3 separate regions of the Homo sapiens genome follow, and all the other regions are linked to region 1. Evidence: chromatin loops called from intact Hi-C (ENCODE). Cell type or tissue: Panc1. All regions are shown on one strand. Links, peaks and the distances in the headings refer to the core of each region. The heading gives the core; the rest is flanking DNA.

Region 1 (7,035 bases), core at 674-5,673:
AAGTTGACACATAAAATTAGCCATCACAGACAGCTCAGAATAATGAGTCTAATTTGAAAATCAGACACATTGAAGATGTTAAAATTTTAATCTCACCATCCTAAGGCCATTTCCCCTCCAACCTTGATAGAGATGATCTTTTCTAGATCATAAGACACAGTAAAAAGATAATTCAACAGAGGAAAAAATGTAACTTTTGTATAAATATAAAATGTGAACACAGGTCAAATACTTTATTTAACTAATTCAAGAATGAGGGAACTAGAAAGGCATCAAAAATAATCTGATTATATTAATATATAGGCAATGAAGAATGCTGAAATGAATTTAATACATACAAAACTGCCATCATTCACAGAAGAGGGTAAGAATAAATTATACTTCCTTTCGACAACATTAATTTTACTTTCTCTGAAAGTTAATTATTTATATTACTATCAAAATTCCAGAATATATCAAGTTGTAAAATAGTTTGATGACCATGAAGGATGCAGACCTTCATAGAATCAAATAACCTGATAATGTTTTGCCATGTCTAACTCTTTCACAATTTTTGTTTTTCTCAAAAGATAGAAACAACAGAAAAAAAACAGGTACAGAAGTAACTTAGAAAGGTTTACTAATTTCCTGAAAAAAAGAACAATGAAAAAAATTAAAGTTTGTTGTAACAAATTACAATACGATTCAAGACTGTAGTCTTCCTAGAAACTCTTTTTCTCATACACACCTAGAACAGAGGGCTAAAGGAGGGTTTGTGATGTCTTCTTGGATCGTGTATTCTCCCAACTCCCACTTAGCCATTTATAGTACCCACCATGTTTAGTGCTAAATTGATTCAAAGTGGCCCTTATTTTATATTTTTCAGTCAAGCTTTTATTGTACCATTGATATCTGACCCACTATAAGAAGTTGGTGAGCAGAAAAATGGAAGAGAAGTGGAATTATTACCCCTACACCAAAAATGCTGTAACAAAATAAGAAAAAAAAATAAAAACTAAAATTATTTCAGGCATTTTTTAGGCAATTTTTCTTAATGTTTGCAAATCATTCTGCCTTACAAAAATGTAACATGTTGACAAAGAATGAAATATACAGAATTCTAAATTCTGCCAATTTTGTCTGAAAAGCATACTCAATGCTCTTTTAATAGTAAGCCTCTAAAAATGTACTATCTGTTAACACTTGTTCTTTTAACAGTGTGAGAATTATGAATTAAAATTTTATTTATGTATGTATATTTATCTATATATACTTTACATATATACAATTTTACTTATAGGGTATATACATAATGAAATATATATATAGTGAGATACCTCTTTCTGTGTATCTATCTCCCCAGTCTGAAAAAGTTATTTTTATAGATAAAAGTGTAATACTGACATTTCTTTTGCTTTGTATTTCCATATTAGTGATGCAAATCCTGCAGAAGCAAAAACATTTTAATTAATAAAGGATACATACAAGGAAGTTAAAAATAAAACATACTTGTTAATATTTTGATATATTATTTCCCCATATGCTTCTCTTTACTTATGCTGTATCTAAGCACTGCTCAGAAAACCATGTATTCTATCTCACCTTTGGGTGAAAATTTCTCCTTCCTTTTTCACCTCCTCCTACTTCTTCTGTGCTGCCACTGCCATTAGCTTCTCCTTTTCCTCCTTTTTCTTTTTTATTTTACCCTCTTCTTTCTCCTCCTTCTCTTCCTCTTTTTCTCCTGCTCCTTTTCAGCCTCCTCCTACTTCTTCTGCCTCTTCTTTTTATATATTTCCCCTCTTCTCCTTCCTCTCCTCTTCCTCCCCCATTTCTTCCCTCTTCTCTTTTCTCACTCCTGTCTTTTCTACTCCTCACTTCTACATTTGCCTCTCTATAATTATCAGTTTTGTGGTTGCTATCACCTTGTCATACAAAATTTTTAATACTTAACTAGGTCTAGGTGGGTCAGAACTTGTGTTACATAATGTTGGAGTACTGCAATTTCAGTCACTGATCTACAATTCAAATCACTGGTGACTTGGGTCAGATGCTTCTGCAGGTACAACTACATTGAGTAGTAGCTTTGTACAAATTCTAATTCCAATTAGCACACTTTAAAAAGTGCCTCATCAAAGCTAAGGGAAGGCCTAGACTTTGTAAATCTTTAATATACATACATCTGTGAACATATGTAATTTAAAACTTTTTTGAAAACAATGTATTCAGAAGTTGGGGAAGTTTAAATTACTTAACAGTGCCGTTTTTACCTACAGTCATTGACTTTGTAAAAATAAACAGCATATGTATATTTATATCTTTGTTTATACTTATGCAAATATGTATTTTCTATATATCTACATAAGTATATAAAATGATACATGCATATCTATATAATGAGAAATAGAAATATAGAGTCCAGTAGTAATAAGGTATACTTGCTATCTGAATTTTTTTTGTTCCTAAATTTTGAATAACAAATAGAAGAAGCAAGGACATCAATGAATATATCCCTATATCAAACATTTTACACCAAGCTGCTACATATCTGAAATAAAGAAACAAGAGTTCACATCACCAGAGAGAAGCCTAATCTTGAATGGGTCATAGTTGCAAATTTTGTTTAGCTAATTGATGGGCTTAGGCAACTCTGCCCCCTTGTGGTGTTCAGTGGGCTCATAGGAAACCAATATCCTGCAGGTCATAAATTTGGAAACAATTCTCACATGCCATTGACTGTGCCTAAGCATTAAAATCAAGTGGCTAGACAATATTGTGATTCTTATGGGCCCCAGGAGTACTGGGAGGAAAAATATGAACCACTTTTGGTAAGAATAGAAGAACTGAGACAAACAAGCAATCTCTGTGGCTTTACATATTACATTTCTCAGTGTTGGTGTTTTGCAGGCAGCCATCCATAAGTGATATAGCAGCTCATGCTTCTCTGTATTGTGGCTCTAACTTCTTCTAGGTTCCTCCAGTCCTCTGTTATATGCCAAATCTTTCCAGCAAATAGGACATTTAAAAAACAGAAAATTATGCTTGAGGCTTTTTGTGCCCCGAACGTACAAATGTCATGTGTCATTTTCATCCACATTCAACAGTCTAGAACTCAGTCACATAGTCATACCTAAATACGATGATGACTAAAAATGTAGTCTAATTTGGTCAAAGGACAGAAATAAATTTAGTAGAAATAACCAGCTGTGGCCCTTTTGTTACAATTAGGTCTCAGATATTTGCAGATCCCACTGATTGATTCATAACCCTAAAAGAAACAACTGGGATTTTTTAATTTTAATTTTATCTAATTTAACACTTAGAGAAAATCACCATAAGTGATATAAAAAGTTAGAAAAATAGGCCAGACTAAACAGTACTATGCATATATCAGAAATAACAGTAACAGTCTTTTATTGAACACAGCCCCTTTCTCATGTTAGACATTCCTTCTCTCTCCTCCTTCAAAGCTCACTGTTCCAGAAAGGCTAATGGGTCACTAGACTCCCAAAAAGTCTCAGAAGAGATGGTCAAATAACTAAGAAGTTCTAGAAAGCAGAATGTTGATGTGTTATATTTTTCATGAAATGTAACAATAAATTCAAATGCAACCGGTATAAAAAGAAAACAAGATGTATCTTCTAAAAAAAAACAGTCTTGCTCTAAAAACAAAAGCAAAAGGGTAAGGGTGGATAGGTCTGTTTAATACTCAATGTACTGTCTTCACAAATAGTTTATTACTGAGTAAAACTCTGTTCCATACATTTTGAAATGAGAAACTCCAATTGAAGACTAAACTCTCCTACATGACTATAGTATTAGACATATAGTTGCAATTGCAGCTCCAGTAGGCTGCAGGAAGATGCTGGGGATTCTGTGGTGTTTAGCCCATAAGCATCTTCCCAAGCATTGGGGCACAGGTGACGGCAAGAGAAAATACTCCCTTTTTTTCTAGTATTAACCATAGTGATTAGCTTTCTGCTCTTCACTTTGTTTATCTTAAGTTCTTGTTAGTGAACAACGTCATATACTTGTCGCGTTTGTTCTTGCTGTCCTCCTTTTGTTGTTTCTTGCTGCTTTTTGTTTAATCCATACATGTTATCATTTTCCTCCACGTGGCAAAAATTTGAATTCTGACTCACTTGTGAGGGTATACATTTGTTAATTGCTCTGAGTGTCATGTCAAATGTTCTAACTTAGGAAATTTGTATCTGGCTTAATTTTATTTTCCCATTTCTATGTGGTCCACTCCACACACTTCGGCTTCTGGAGTTTCCACTTCAGCAAGCTGCCGTTTTGGGCTGAGATTGTGGGCAGTTATTGAGAGAGAACTTATATCCCAGTAACCAACAGGAATGACCATTCAGCTTTCAGTAAACTTTCGCAAAGTTTTCACATTAATCGCAGAAATGTACCTTAATCCACCTGCATACAACGTTTCTCAGGTTCATGCTTTTTCTTTCAGGCCACTTCTATTGTCCCAGCTCTACGCTTTCAGAGGATATACATATCTCAGACAAAAGATATCACCAGTCCCTTACAAATTTGGAGGGAGAGATTTCTTCTCAAACTTTGTAGAAAATGAGATAGAGTTACCGCAAAAAAAAAAAAAAAGTTTTACCATTACCAAGAGGAAGGCAAAGTAGAAGGGATGGAAAATCCTTCTGAGAGGTGGCAAGGCTCGCTCTGGGCGCCCCCTCGGCCTCGGCGTCCGCTCTGGCCGCGCTGGAGGAGCCCTTCAGCCCGCCACTGCGCTGTGGGGGCCCCTCTCTGGGGCTCGCGGAAGCCGGAGCCGGCTCCCTCTGCTCACGGGGAGGTGTGGAGGGAGAGGCCCCAGCGGGAGCCGGGGCTGCGCGGGGCGCTCGCTGGCCAGCGCGGGTTCCAGGTGGGCGCCGGCTCTGCGGGCCCCACACTCTGCACGGCCGGCCTGCCCCTCCTGTGCTTGATTTGGGGATGAGCTCCCTCTGGGCTGCCGGACTGCCTGGGCTAGGTGCCGCAAAGTCCTGCAGCAAGTGCCACTGAGAGGTGAAGCCGGCTGGGCTTCTCGGTTGGGTGGGGACTTGGAGAACTTTTCTGTCTACCTAAAGGTTTGTAAACGCACCAATCAGCACTCTGTGTCTAGCTAAAGGTCTGTAAACGCACCAATCAGCACTCTGTCAAAACGGACCAATTAGCTCTCTGTAAAACAGACCAATCAGCTCTCTGTAAAATGGGCCAATCAGTAGGATGTAGGTGGGGCCAGATAAGGGAATAAAAGTAGGACACCGGAGCTAGCAGTGGCAACCCACTTATGTTTCCTGGCTTTGTTTTTTTGCTCTTTGTAATAAGTCTTGCTGCTGCTGCTCATCTTTGGGTCCTGGCCGCCTTTATGGGCCGTATCACCGTGAAGGTCTGCAGCTTCACTCCTGAGGCCAGCAAGACCGTGAGCCCACCAGAAGGAGCGAACAACTCGAGACGCACCGCTTTTAAGAGCTGTAACACTCACCACAAAGGTCTGTAGCATCACTCCTGAAGTCAGCGGGACCACGAACCTACCAGGAAGAAGAAACTCCATACAGATCTGAAAATCTGAAGGAACAAACTCCGGACACACCATCTTTAAGAACTGTAACACTCACTGCGAGGGTCCACGGCTTCATTTTTGAAGTCAGCCAGACCAAGAACCCACCAATTCCGCACACACTTCTGCTGTTTCGTTCTATTCTCAAGGAAAAACTGTGATGGGTCCATTTTTAATCACATGCAAATTCATGGGCAAATCTTTGCTATGGTTATGTACTTTGATTTAGTAGAGTTGTATCACATGTTCACTCATGTGCCCACAATAGCAGGGTATACCAATAGGCTGCTTCAAAACAATCATGAAAAGTAGGAGGTGGTGTTTCCAAAGGTAGTGGTCTTGCCAGAAAAAATGGAAATACTGTGAAGATAAAAATAAACATCTATTAACACAAAAATAGAAAAATAATATAGGTACACATACACATACTTTTCTACATATTTTTTGCAGTCATATCAGAGGAACAATACAGAGGAACAAAAGTGTAAATGAAATAAGACTCAAGTTAGACTCATTTCATGTATTTTCCTAGCCTTACTGTAAATTTATTTTGTGACTTTAGGAAAACCTCTATTTCGTTATCTGATTATTTTTTATTTCCAAAGTAGTAGTTTGGCCTAGATCAGAAGTCAAAAACCAATTGCCAATGGGTGACAAGAGTATAGTATAAATGAATGACATAGGAAACACAGAAGCTTTCCAGCTAAAACTTGTTTATTTGCATTGAACCAAAGATAGACAAAATATGTTTTCTGTTTTTTTCTTGAATTATGCAGCCTTCTAGGTATATATCTCATTTTTTAAACTTTCACAGTTTGGAAAACACAAATTATCTGTCTAGCAAACATTCTTGTTCTCTTTTCCATCCCATAGAGTTAAAGGAGCATCCCAGGCCAGGACCTCATTTCCCAGGCCCCTTGCATCTAGGCGCAACATGAGATTTATTATTACCCAAGGAATGTGAGGAAAAATGGTGTGCCTCACTTCCAGAATATGGAATGACATAGTTACACAATTATGAGAGAACTGTACCACTTACACCCTTTCTTTTCCATTCCACTAACTGATCACAGATGATCTCTGAGTCCCAGGGGATCTAAATGTCACAAGATAAAAGGAAGATGAATTCCCAAATCACAATTTGGAAGAACACACACATTGAAGTATAACATAAAATAGAAATCAAAATATTGTGGGTTAAGAGCTGAATATTTTGTTGTTTATTGTAGAAATTACCTCTGCTTTAACTAATATGAAAAAAAATGGAAGAAAGTTTCACACTTTGCAAAAATACAGACATGCAAGTATATTGATCAATGACAGCAACACATTGACCAATGTGCTGAAGTTTATGGTGACTGATGGGGACAGTGTGGAAAACGGAACATACCTACATTCTGTTTTTCCCACTAGAATTTGGGTTCTAGTACTTCAGATAAATTTATCTACTTTGCTTACTTTAATTTTCTAAGCAACTAGAGTAATATAATGTGGAATAG
Region 2 (7,035 bases), core at 1,257-6,256, 1.1 Mb before region 1:
AGGGTCCTTAAGAATTAAGTTGCATCTACTCTGCCTGTTCTTCAGAGATGAAACCAGGCCTGGGTGATAGCGCCTCCGTTCACAGCGTGGTTTACTGAATATTTTAAGCCCACGATTTATACCCACTGCTCAGAAAAAGTTTTCATTCAAAATATTCCTACTCAATGACAGCACACATAATCACCCAAGAAAGAGCTCTCATGGTGAGGTACATGAGAATTCATGTTGTTTTCATGCCTCCTAACACAACATCAATTCTGCAGCCCGTGGATCAAAAACTAATTTTTATTTCTAACTCTTATTATGTAAGAAATACACTTCATAAGGTCATAGCTGCCACTGATAGTCATTCCTCTGATTTATGTGTGCAAAATAAATTGAAAACATTCTGGAATGGATTCACTATTCTAGATACTATTAAGAGTATTTGTGATTCATCTAAGGAGGTCAAGATATTAACATTAACAGTTTAGGAGAGGTTAATTCCAACCCTCAGGATTGACTTTCAGTGCCTCAAAATGTCAGTGAATGAAGTAACTGCTGATGTGGTGGAAACAGTAAGAAAACTAGAATTAGAAGTGGAATCTGATGATGTGACTGAATTTCTGAAATCTTATGATCAGACTTTAATGGATAAGAAGTTGCCTGTTGGATGAGCACAGAAAGTGTTTCCTTGATGGTCTTCTGGTGATGGTGCTGTGAACATTTTAAAAATGAAAACAAAGAGTTTTGAATATTCCATAAACTTAATGGATAAAGCAGCAGCAGTTTTTGAGAAGATGACTCTAATTTTGAAGACATTCTACTGTGGATAAAATGCTATCAAACGGCATTGAATGCTCTGTGTGTGTGTGTGTGTGTGTGTGTGTGCGCGCGTGTGTGTAAAAGGAAGAGCCGTCTGGGCGCGGTGGCTCATGCCTGTTATCCCAGCACTTTGGGAGGCCAAGGTGGGTGGATCACGAGGTCAGGAGTTCAAGAACAGCCTGACCAATATGGTGAAACCCTATCGCTACTAAAAATACAAAAATTAGCCAGGCGCGGTGGCAGTTGCCTGTAATCCCAGCTACTCGGGAGGCTGAGGCAGGACAATCGCTTGAACCTGGGAGGCAGAGGCTGCAGTGAGCTGAGATTGTGCCACTGCACTCCAGCCTGAGTGACAAAGTGAGAATCTGTCTCAAAAAAAAAATAAAAAGGAAGACCCAATCAATGTAGCAAACTTCATTGTTGTCTTATTTTAATAAATTGCCATAACCACCCCACTCTTCAGCAACCACTAGCCTGATCAGTCTCCACCAGCAAAAGATGACAACTGGCTGAAGGCTTAGATGATTGTTAGCATTTTTGTGCAATCAAGTATTTTTATATTAAGGTATGTTCATTGTTTTATTAGATGTATGCTGCTGCTCACTTAATAGACTACAGTCTATTTATTCTATAATGTAAACATGAATTTTACATTGACAATGCACCAAATAATTTGTGTGACTCACTTTATTGCAATGTTCCCTTTATTGCAATGATCTGGAACTGAATCCACAATATATTTGAGATGTACCTGCAAGTAAATGCTGTGCAATTTTTTTAGTATTTTTAATAGAAAAAGACAAAGTGTTTAGACATTTTACTTCATGATGCTGAAAGCATATTTTAAACTATGAATTATTTATAGGATAGAAATTTTGGTGTATATTACATGTTTATTTTACTTAGAATTTTTTTAATGTTGCTTGATTGGATTTTTTGTTATTATTTACATGTTTCTGAGTCAGTTTATATTAAAAGTATTTGACCACATGGCTTTCTGGCTTTAGAGACAAAATTACTTGGATTTGGCTCTTAGTTCCATCATTTGAATTTTTAATCTGAGTGTGATCTAAAGGTTTTGATTTTTTTAATACCTGTAAAATAGATTTACTTATGTCATAATGTTATTTTGGAGAATAAATGAGGAAATGTACATAGCCATGAGATCAATTAATAATTACTACCAACTTCTAGAAGTGCTTAATGGTATATAGAACACTTTTCTATATAGTATATTAAAATTTGATCCTTACATGAATCTTCTGCGTAGATATTATGAGCTTTACAGGTAGGAAAATAGAGACGAAAAAGGTTGAGTGACTCAGATAATTAATAATAGACCTAAGGATATCATACCAATTTTTACTTCTTTGTTCAATTATGTTTCCAACATAATTGTTTAGACTAATAGAAAATAAAGTAACATATAAACAGAAAATCAAGAATGTGAAATGTGGAAGTTAAGACTTTTTTGAGATGCCATATTTAATTTTAATTGGAGAGGCGTAAGAACGTAATCATTGTAAATGCTTAGATGCTTTTAGTGTGTATGCCTTTGTATATATTGGACTTAAAAGATAGCTCCATTATTTTATACAGCATCTTAAGGTATGGATCACAAAATAATAATATTAATGCTTATTAATCTGATACAGTCTTAATCGGTTTAAAAATGTTACAGAACATTATAATTCCATTATTTTCATGTAAAACTAAAAATTCCAGTATATTTCCACTTCTATAATTTTACATAGGAATACATTCCAGAATTAAATATCCCTATAACAACTATTTTACTTTTTTAAGTACTTGCTCATATATTTGCCTGATGTAAGAATTTTGTATTTAGAAATTAAAAAATACTTTTGTCAACTAAAAATACAACTCCATAATAATCATCGTAAGTGTAAAATGCATTACGATAAATATTTACTTGTCTATTTCAACAAAAAAGTTTTTTGGTCATGATTACTAGAAATAAAAGCAACCAGTTTATAGAGATATAAGGAATACGAGTATTCACAATAAATAACACAGTATTTACATATTGACTCTAATACAAAAATATCATTTTCAAGTATGCACACCCACATTCACCTGAGAGAGACCAACTAATCAGGAGAATACTGCATTGTAAATGAAAATATAATACACATTTTAAAAAAAGAAAAAATGTATAACACAACAAACAAAAAATAAACACAGGACATTTTTGCAATTTAATTGTTTCATTCAATTTAAAATATTGTCTTGGAGTATTACAGTTAACATCTTAAAAATAAATTCCAGAAAATATCTAGACCGTAAGTATCTTACATTCAAACTTGAAAAAAACTAGCATTTGCAAGAAGAGAAAAACACATGAAAAAAATTGCAATTAAAATGTCACAATGAAAAGCAAACAAATTTAGAGTCATCTTGTTTAAACCACACATTTAAAATAACTAAATAAGACTCCATTGTGCTAAATATTGTCCTTTGTAATTATAAACCCAGCTAATTTGCCATCTGTGGAAATGAAGCTAGGCTATTGCAAAGAATTATAAAAATGGAATAGTTTGAATTGCATATGTGGGCCAGCAGATGTCACTCTTGTTAAAAGACTGAGTAATCGTTCCTGAAGGGTAATTGTCCCCTATGGTGGTGGGCAGAATTTCAACAAGTGAAGGATTAAGCCCTGACCCTCTTTTCACCTCCCCACCTACTTTACACTAATGACAACAGAATCAGTAAATTAGAAATGTCAGCTGCTTTGCCATCAGTTTCCAAAGCTGTTTGGTCTAACTATAATTTATGGTCAATGGTTATATAAGCAGCATTGCCAAATCTCTGTAATTATTACAGAGATGTAGCCAGGCACAGAAAATAAATGTTGCTGTAAGCTAAACCAAGCTCTGACATTACTATAATTAGGCTGATGATTCATGCCATTTGTTTCTCTTAGAAGATACATAGAGTATCTAGAAGACAGTGAGAAAATTAAGCCTGAATTTTCGAATGATTTTCTTTTCTTTTATGAAACTAGAGTTCGATCAACTAAGAATCGACAAGGCCTGTTAATTTACTACCTTTAATTACTCAAAGCATTCATAATATTTTAGGGTGTAACATTTTGGAAATGTTACTGATGTGAGATATTTATGAAGCAAACAAATAATTTAAAAAATAAATGTCCGGAATTAAGGTATTATTTCTGGAATGTATATATAGAGAGATAAGGTGCATGTGTGTGTACCACATGCTCATATATATGGTATACTCTGTAAGAAGAAAATATCAAATTCTTGTTAGTTGGATATAAAACACATATTAGTTGTCATATAGTGAATGAAACACATATTATAATAGTTTGTCATATAGTGAATACATAAGAATCTATCATTATTCTTCAGGTAAAATTCTTCTTTTGGTAAATAATTTATTATATTAATGGGATTGGTCACACCTCCTTTGGACAAAACTATGAATGAAACTAATAAAATTAGAGAAATCCTGGGTTCAAATACTAGTTCTACAAATCATTAAGTTTGTGGGCTTAAACTACATAACTTCTCTTATATACAGCTTTTTATAAATCTAGAAATAAGAAAACACCAATATCTTAGAACAATTAAATTGGTTAAATAAAGTAATATAAAAAAGAAATTGTACAGCACTTCGAACTTTCAGAATCTCAAAAGAGTTTTTAGTTCTCATCCTAAGTAACTTGAATTTCCCAATGAGGCCACTGATAATGATCACACGTGCCACAGCCTAGTCATTCCAATAAAATATTAACAATAATTTATGCAGCTGGAAGATGTCCTAAGGTTATTTATTCTATTGTCCTACCTAATGTAGAATTAATTGCTAGTTTACATACTTTAACATCTTATAAAAATGGAAGTGATATACTACCAGAGCATTTCTAGTTCACTACTTCACAAAACAGCTTTCTATTTTTGACCAGCTATACTTATCCTAGTAACGTTGACTTAAAACATGCTTTTCATTTGCTACTTCAATGTAGCCCCAGATATGGACTTAGTAGATATACAAAATACATTTTTCACATCAAAATACTTCAACATGTTATAACAGCAATCATGTTATTGTAATAGATTTCCAGTTATAGCAATATCACCTGGTACTGAGATGTTTATTATTACCTACCTTATAGTTTCATTTGAGAATTTATTAACATGTTACTCATGAAAAATCTTTATCTCAGTGCCTTGCATATATTAAATATGCCATGAATTTGTATTATGTTGCCCTACTTATCATTTTATATGCTAACTTCTATGAATACAACACATTTCATTACTCTATGTCTTACCGCATTGTGATTAAACCTGGCTATAGTGTCTCAGATATGGAATTATTATCCCTCACATTTTTGTAATTAATTTTACATTTTATTATTGTTCTAGGATATGCATCGTGACATTAACTGAGGCTGACCTGCTCTAAACAAAATTCTTACATAATTTAGGACTATTTTATTTCAATTAACAGGAAAACAAAATAGCTCAAAGAATATCAGTTGCATTGACTCATTTAACTAAATGTAAATAAAAGAAAAGAGTAGGTATTGATTCTGACTTCTAATTGATTCAGAGGTACAAATAATGTTACCAAGACAAATAATGTTACTGAGACCTAGTTATGACCTAGTTTCTGTGCCTGCCCCCCGCCTCCTTGCTCTCTCTTATTCTGGTTCATCTACATGATTCAAATATATGAGGGGCTTCTCTGCTTTCATTTTTATGGCAAAAGTTGATTTTACAATGGAACCAAATTGAATACTCAGAAAGTTGTGTGTGTGTGTGTGTGTGTGTGTGTGTGTGTGTGTGTATGCATCTGGGGGAGAGAGAGAGAAAAAAAATCTGTATTATAGTATAACTTAAGCTGCTAAGATTTCCAAAGCCATTCTGATTAATGGTCTTTCATGAGACCTAATGTTTCCCACTTTCTGGAACTTATAAATGGCTTATCTTTGCCTCTAGCCTTAATTTAATTTTTAATTTCATGATAATACATTGCTCTATCTTCATGAATTGTGATGTGACTCAGTAGGCAATTTCATATTGGAAACTCTTATCCTTCAGTTGTAAAAATGTGTGAAAGAAAAATGTGTTTCCTTGGTTATTGCCTTGCTTTGATATTTCCCTATTATTCAAATATTAGTCCTCCTAAAGTGGTCCTCTAATTGCCAGAATTTTTTTCTCCTACTTTTGCCACTTCAAGTATTGTTTGGTCTCTTCTCTGGGAGCTCTCAAGGGTTTCTCTTCTAACTCTTCTGGAGATAGGAAGCAAAAGCACTTTTAAACAAGTTGCTGGGTGGCAGCTGAATAAGTACGTCATAAATATTAGAGAGAGAAGGCAAAAACAGAACAGAACAAAACAAAACGCACCTATTGAGCTCTGGTTCAAAGAATGTCATGCATGCTGAAGGAGAACATCTCCACATCTGAGAAATTTACTTTGCTAGTTAGTAATGTAAATGAGTCTTAAGCTATTGCATCAATGTACCATGGAGGCTAGATTCTCATGAGAAGAAACACTAAGTTGCATTTACAATTCTGTGATCCGAGTTCTTCATCAAAATCAACATATTGTACAACATCAGGATGGTATCTGTAGATGATGCTGCAGGGAAGGCAAATCCATATTCAGATGAAGTGGCTTTTTCAGTGATAACCAATCATGGATACTTCCTTGACGGAACTGGTTTGTTGTAATTAACTTGCTATCAGGTGTACGCCTAATCTTCCAGGGAAATAAAGCCATTCTTCCACTAAAAACTGATAGGTGCTATTGACAGGCTGAGGTTTCACCAATAGTGGTAGCCAGGTCAATCTCGGAGAACTAAAGTTCCTGCAGTTGAGCTCAGGCACAGACTTATCACTCTATACACGTGGACATTAAGTAAACCATACTCTGTCCCCTTGTTTTGGGCAATATTTCCAGCAGGGGTTGAATCTCCTTTGGGGTTCCACTGCCTACAAGACAACCCTCTCCTGTATAGCTCCAGCTCCAACCAGGAAGCACTTTGTCATATCTACAGTTCCAAATGAGTGACCACAAGTCTTGGGGTCCAGTAACACCATCTTTTACTGTTACTCTCTAAACCAAGGTATAGTGGAAGCTTGCTTGTGTTTCTTATTTTTAAGTTGTCACACTGTCTTCTGTTGGCCTTTCTATTTTGCCTGCGTTCTGATTCCTCTGTGTAATTATCTGGAGTGATTA
Region 3 (7,035 bases), core at 719-5,718, 1.0 Mb before region 1:
ATGGAGAAGGCTGGCATCCATCAATTACTGGAAAAGAAAAACCATGCTTTCTAGAAATTCCTAATGCACTTTTCTCTTTTTCTAATTATGTCTGTTTGGAGTAACATGCCCTTTCTTGAACAATTTCAATTGGACAAAGGGATACATAATAGTTAATTTAGATTTGATATCCTAGATCATTCAGGTTGCAAAGAAAATGGAATTTGGATTTCCAATCTAGACATTTTCATTCTGATGTCAAAGTTAAAAGAATATGAGAATTAGGGCATTTTCATGCATGTATATTCTCAGATATTTTTCTATCAAACTCCTCCCTCCAGGAAGCCTCAAGGGAGTATGAACTTCTCAGATGAGAGTGTAACCCAAGAAAGAGAAGACATGAGATCTAGAAAACAGATGAGCCAGAGCCTCAGAAAGATGCTGTAAATCTCAGAATGATCATGAGGAAGATTTTTGGATAACAGTGTTCAAGATACACAAAACACTGTATTAGTCTGTTTTCATGCTTCTGATAAAGGTATACCCGAGACTGGGTAATTTATAAAGAAAAAGAGGTTTAAAGGACTCACAGTTCCACCTGGCTGGGGAGGCCTCACAATCATGGCAGAAGGTGAGGGAAGAACAAAGGCACATTTTACATGGCAGCAGGCAAAGAGAATGAAAGCCAAGCAAAAGGGGAAACTTGTATAAAACCATCAGATCTCATGAGACTTATTCACTACCACAAGAACAGTATGGGAAAGACCTGCCCCCATGATTCAGTTACCTCCTACCAGGTCTCTCCCACAACACATGGGAATTATGGTAACTACAATTCAAGATGAAATTTGGGTGGGGACACAGCCAAACCATATCAAACACCTATTTAAAAAAATCAAGAACTATGTAATAGAAAAAAATTGGCAAAACATATAAACTGGCACATTACAGATGAAGAAATACTAATATTCAGTTAACATGAAATGACATTCAAGTTCACTTGTTACTAGAAAATGATTTTAATGGTATGTACTCTAATTTTAACTATTGCACTTGCTGTAATTGTGCAGTTTTGTTGAGCTAAATAAGTTCTAAATTTATATCTTCATTTAACAGTTAATTCTTATATTTTCATTGGGTAATTTAGTATAAGATCTCTATATCATGAATGATTATCTTGATATAGTAATCTGCATTATTTTAATCAGATTTTCCCCAGCACATGATAAAAAAAAATCTCACGTAACTATGTGTGATATTTGCTTAATATATCGTTTTTACAAAAGTGAATTTCAGGCCATCACAACTGTGAATATGCACTTAAAATACCGTCTCATATTTTACAATGTTTCCTGTGGTGTAAGCTGAAATTTGGGGTTAGCAAACCTATCATTAAAAGAGCACACTTATGTTTTCTTTATAAATTCACATGATGTCAATTAAAACTGCCAAGTAGAGCATATCTTGTTGCTTAGAGGAATATTAATTTTTCCTTTTTAAATAGTCTTATTACAAACTGAATACAGAGTATCTACAAATAATACAGAAACTATTTGTAGTGTATGCCTAGAATGTGAAGACTAAAAATATGAGAGCTCACTTACCCACCAGCCACGCTACAAAGTAAAACATAATCCTTGAAGCCCCATGCATGCTCCTTTCCTGACCCTATCTATCTCTGTCAAACCTCAGAAAACTGCTCTATAGAACTTTAAATATTATTCACTTATGGATGAAAATCCCAGCTCACCACTTCCCAGGTCATTGATTTTCAGCAAGATTCTTGCTCTTTCTCTATTTCATATCAGAATAGAATTTTTATGAGAAAGACATTAAATAATATATAAATTGTGTTTCTATATAGACAGTCCATTGCATACTACAAGCTCCACACATGCTAGCTAGTAATACTGGCAGTATTAGTAATGGTATTAGAATTATACTACAAAGAGAAAAAATAGAATTAGTCATGTATTTTCCTTCCCTGGGATATTTCAGAAATACATCTTGATTTATTGATTCGATGTTTCAAGTCTATTTATTTTTTGCTTTGTCTTTGTTGGAGTCCACATTATCTACAAGAGTTCCACTGACTTCACAAAATCTTGAGACTTAGAGCAGCTTGTTTCTTCACAATCTGTAGAAGATTAAGAAAGGAATTAAGATTTTTAATTCATATGTAAAATTCAGAATGCACACACCCAGAAAATAAGCATTCAGAGAATGTAAACATTTGACACTTCACGTTTACTAGGAGGTAGGGATGGACAGAACCATAATAGAAGGTCCAGAAAGAGCAAAGTTAGCAATAGGAAGAGACAAAAATAGTTAAAAAAAAATACACATCCTGATAAATGTGTATACTATTTTGTTACATTGCAAGGAGAACAAACTTGATAAGAAAAATTTTCATGTGTTCAGCTGCTAGGAATGCCAGGACCATACCACTGTGATCAATGGTAGAAGGAGAGGATTTGGAAATTGACTGGATATGGAGAAGCTACTGACCCAGCTGAGTGCTGGCTCTTTGGAGATATGCTGAAGTCCAAACTTTGTGTAAAAGGGCATTAAAAATTCGATGTATTTAGCTTAGATTTCAGTTTAGAGAGAGGACATTCTGATATTGGATGACACTTGAAGTCTGTGTGAAACACCATAATGTATACAATTATTTCAGAACAGATCTAATATCAACAGTGAAAACACATCAGACATAGGGTCTAGGTTTTACTGTATGTATTTAACCAAATTCATTTACCCATTAGTTCACTTAAATACCATTAAAGCCTAGTATTTTCTAAAATTTTCTAGTGCATCAAGAATACAGCTGTGGACAAGAATGGCTAGAATTGAGATCATGTATAACAAAGGCTATCATTAAAGACTGATGATTAAAAAAGTAATTGCAATGTAGTTTTGATTTGCCCAACCATTTAGAAGTGCACAACAGAGTGCCTAACATCAGATCATTCAGGTTTTAAATTGCTGAATAGGAACCCAAGGCAGAATCTCATTCTTATAAAAACAAGGAGTTAGTTTTAGAGTAGATTCAGGTAAGTGGACACTAAGATATTCAGAGCTCTTTTCAAGTGCACAGACATCAGATCTATAGAATTAGACCACAAATTTCACTGGAAATCTAATAACCTCATTGCTTTGCTTATGTCAGTCAAGACTTCATTGAGGTTAGCCTCAATGGGGATATCCTCATTGAGGATAACTACTAGTAATTAAAATGGGTAGAACTAGTAAAAGATGGGCTTAGCATAACCATAGGTGCCAGGGGTGCATCAACTAAATTTCGTATTTTAGAAGGGTCGCGTATAGAAATCAGGCCCTCTAGTAGTAACGTGCTGTCAGGCTCTCAATTTATAACGTTGATGATCTAAATTCACAGTTAATTCTAATTTGCAGGAGTTGTAGCAAGAAAAAATCAGAAGGGGGCAGCAAAGAGCTATCTGGGCCAGAGAAGATCCAATTTGAAAAGTAGCCAAAGAAGATTACCTTGTGTTAAATTACACAGAAAATGCTCTTCCAAAAGGGTGTCAAACCCATCAGAGTCATGGACCCAGATTACCTTTGACCTACTAGATGTTATTTTGCCCTGGTTTTCTTCCTGTCTCTCTGAGTATGTCTTAGTTTTCTTGCCTGTTTCTCTTTTCTCTATGTAACAATTATATATTTGTTTTCCAGGATTCTGGTCTTCATCTACTTTATTCTTGCTTTCCATACTTGCCGTCTCTTTATTTTAATGTATATTCTCTCATCCACTTCCACAGTAATAATTACCATGAACATTCTGAGAGAGAGCCTCTGCTAGCACATGAGACAGCCTTGGTGAGAGTTAGGAAATCATGCCACCTTTTATTGTATGATTTCAAGTAACTACCCCTGTTTTTACTTAAATCTGCTTCTTTTTCTCCAGCCCCTAATAGACTTTAATAACCTCTTGGGTAAACCAATGGCCGTCTTCAGTCTCATTTCTTTTCCCCTAGGCAAAGGCACAGACTTCAAACCAATAAAATAAACATGGTTTTATGTTAGAAATTCACAAATACCCATCACTAAACAGTCTTCCAATACTAAGACTCTGTAATTACCTTCCAACCAGTCATGTACACTAGAATATGTGGCAGACATGTCAAAAACCAAACTCATTACCTTTCACCAAAAATATATGACTTCTATATTTGCTCTTTTGGTTAATCGTGATTCCTTGTACACCATCTGCCAAGTTTGGATGCTGTTACTAACCCCATTAATTTTAGTTCATAAATGACACCTCAACCTGGAAATGTGATAGCCTTATTGCTTTGTTCATGCCTCAAGACTTCAATGATACTAACCTTGGAGAGTGTAACCATTAGTAATTAAAAATAGATACAACCAAGAGTTTTTGCTAATGTTTTCCATAGACTAGGTTACACCTTCTCTCACAATTTGCTTGCCCATGATTTAGTCCTCGAGTCACTGGCACCTGGTTTTCAGGCCCACTCTTCCAAGGAAACTAACATTCTCTATGACATAGCCTTTCTTTACTAAGTCCAGTGAATCTTTCCGATATACTTTGTTTTTGCGGTGTTTGAAACTACTCACCTCATCTTCCTCAGAATGTTCTCTTCTACCGCATTTAAAGTTCTCCATCCTCTTTTTTCTCTCATGTCCTCTCTCTCTCTCGTGTGTGTGTGTGTGTGTGTGTATGTGTGTGTGTGTTGTCAGCTTCCTCTGACTATAAGAAAATTCTGAAACAATGGTATTTAGGAGATTTCATTTCTCAATCTTCCTACTTCTGTCTCTGTGTCCTCTCTGACTACAAGTAAATAATGAAATATTGATATTTAGGAGAGTTCTGATGTCAGTCTTCCTACTTCTCTCTCTTCCTCCTCTCTCTAGGTGCTGGGATCATTCTCACGATTTCACCTTCTATCTACAAGCTTAAGACTCCCCAAATTTATATCTATCTCTACATGTTTAATGGATGTCTTCACTTAAAAGTCATCAGGTACCTCAAATATGCTCAAGATGTAATGTAGCATCTTCTTCCCTAACCATGATATATTTCTCAAATTGGACACTCTGTTTACAGAATTATTCCCCTACTTTTACAAGCATGAATGATGAAGTCATTTAAAATTCCTTGCTTTACTTTCCTTCTTTCATTCCTCACAAAAAGTCCCATTCCCTTCATTTATCTCCAAAAGTAATGATACTCTTCTTCCCATCATCTCTATTGCTGTTAGGACTTACTGTATCTCCCTTAGATTACTACAATGAAACTTCAATAATCTGTTTTACCCTATTTTTATCTATTCTTCTCCAATCATCCACAATGTGCATCTAATCAATTAACTACCCATATATTTCTCTTTAATTATTCCACAGAATGTATGCAAAAATGTATAAAGTTCTTAAATTTTATTATTTGCACTCTTCAAAAAACTCTCAGAGCTCTCACCTCTCTGACTCTTATATGCTTCTCTCCAGCTGTATTAACAATAATTTTAATATAATACAAACATTTAGTATTTACTATATGCCAAATATCTCAGTTTTCTTAATTATCAGATTTTTCTCTTGTGTCTTTGTGAAGGCTACTCCTGCTTTCTGAAATACATTTGCATACTGTTTGCCAACTCCTGTCCTTGAAGTCAGATGCCAACACTCCCCAAAGGTTTGATGCTCTTTGTACTGATGTCCTTTGTACATGCCCTTTGTATGTGGCATATTTCTATCTGAAAACCACTCAAATGTATTTATCAAGTGTTTACATATAATTGCAAAATGGAAGAAAACTCCAAGTTTAAATAGTCAATCTACCAATTTATTCTACCAAGGTATTATTGAAAACATGATAATATATCATTGACATTTGACGCACACATGTAGATAATTTAAGGACCACTAAATATAATTGAGATCTAAGAGAAATTGATATTTGGTAAATTAGAGACCTAATTATTTTTATGGTTCTTTTAGCAATGCAGCGATACATTCAACATTTGATGTTATGATAAAATTAGATTTGTACTCATTCTGTATATTTGAGAAATTTATTGGTATCTTGTAATCAGGTATTATTGGAATCAGGATATCAGTCAGTTTTGTAGGTCTATAGTTGTCTTGATTACATATTTTCACTAAGCGTTTTTAAAATAAAGTAAATCCTAGCTTTAATCTCCACTTGGTTCTATTTTAAATATCAAGCTATATTTAGAATAATAAAGTCAACTCTCAGTCATATGTCTCAGATACTCATGCTAGCATGAAATTACACAGGCAGATTTCCCCAGCTTTGGAGAAAAGATAAATGGGACCCTGTTATCTTGAATTTGTTGCAGCATTATACCAGACAATAGCCAAAGCTAAGGCCAGGTTTTGTTAATTATATAGATTTTGAGGCAAAGCTTTGCATACGGAAGGGTCTGTATTATTTTTCTATAGTTTAAAGCTTTAATACTATGCAGTTCATTTTCTAGCATGCATAAGCTGCTCTGTAATAGAGTTTCAACAGTTTCATTTCTTTTTATGGAAAAGCAAGTTTCTGACTGTATCAGGACAAAGTACATCAACAGTCATCAAAAAGAGGAAAAGAAAACTTCTATTCCACCAATAATATTTAGTCTCTTGCTTAAATCCTGATTTTAGGTTCACACCTATTTACTGAATTCTGTCTGGCTATTTGTTTTTTACTGGATATTTCTCTGAGGGTTACTTGTCAGGTCTTTCTTCCTTGTTTTGGTTCAAATCCCCACCTTAACCTCTATATTTGCACCATTTTGTATCCAATTTAGAAAGAGATATTTTACTTACAAATCAGAAACTAGAAAGAACTCACTCAGATCACACTTTCCTAAACTGTGAATAAATAAACTTTGTTCATAAAATTATTTAGGAATGTATCTGTAGTCACCTTGTAAGAGATAATATTGAAAATAAAAATTCACATTAATGGTAGGAGCTGATTGAATCCGTTCATTCCGACAGCAATGTGGGTCTTAAGAAGATATTTTTAAATTTCCTCCTCTTTAAAAAAGGAGATTTAAATCTTTCTGCAAA

What was found. Peaks named below come from ENCODE experiments on the same cell type or tissue, not always from the same donor. Only the 100,000 strongest peaks of a DNase experiment are listed, where the experiment ranks them.
Region 2: it touches region 1 in a loop (10-fold over the local background); 11 of 110 quality-filtered maps call a loop at or near these places.
Region 3: a loop joins it to region 1, with 4 times the contacts of the local background. A loop is called at or near these places in 35 of 110 quality-filtered maps.

What each region holds. Positions count from the first base shown.
Region 1 is chr1:105,791,109-105,798,143 of GRCh38, forward strand. No RefSeq gene overlaps it. Among named protein-coding and RNA genes, the nearest start is that of LINC01676, 180 kb to the left of the region's middle. In Panc1, for the core only: CTCF peaks have their summits at 2,637 (motif pointing left) and 2,851; a DNase peak (open chromatin) is centred at 2,613; H3K27ac peaks cover 224 bases.
Region 2 is chr1:104,644,960-104,651,994 of GRCh38, forward strand. No RefSeq gene overlaps it. Among named protein-coding and RNA genes, the nearest start is that of AMY1C, 900 kb to the left of the region's middle. In Panc1, for the core only: CTCF peaks have their summits at 3,429 (motif pointing right) and 3,629; a DNase peak (open chromatin) is centred at 3,452.
Region 3 is chr1:104,777,262-104,784,296 of GRCh38, forward strand. No RefSeq gene overlaps it. Among named protein-coding and RNA genes, the nearest start is that of LINC01676, 840 kb to the right of the region's middle. In Panc1, for the core only: CTCF peaks have their summits at 3,419 (motif pointing right) and 3,618; a DNase peak (open chromatin) is centred at 3,450; H3K27ac peaks cover 538 bases.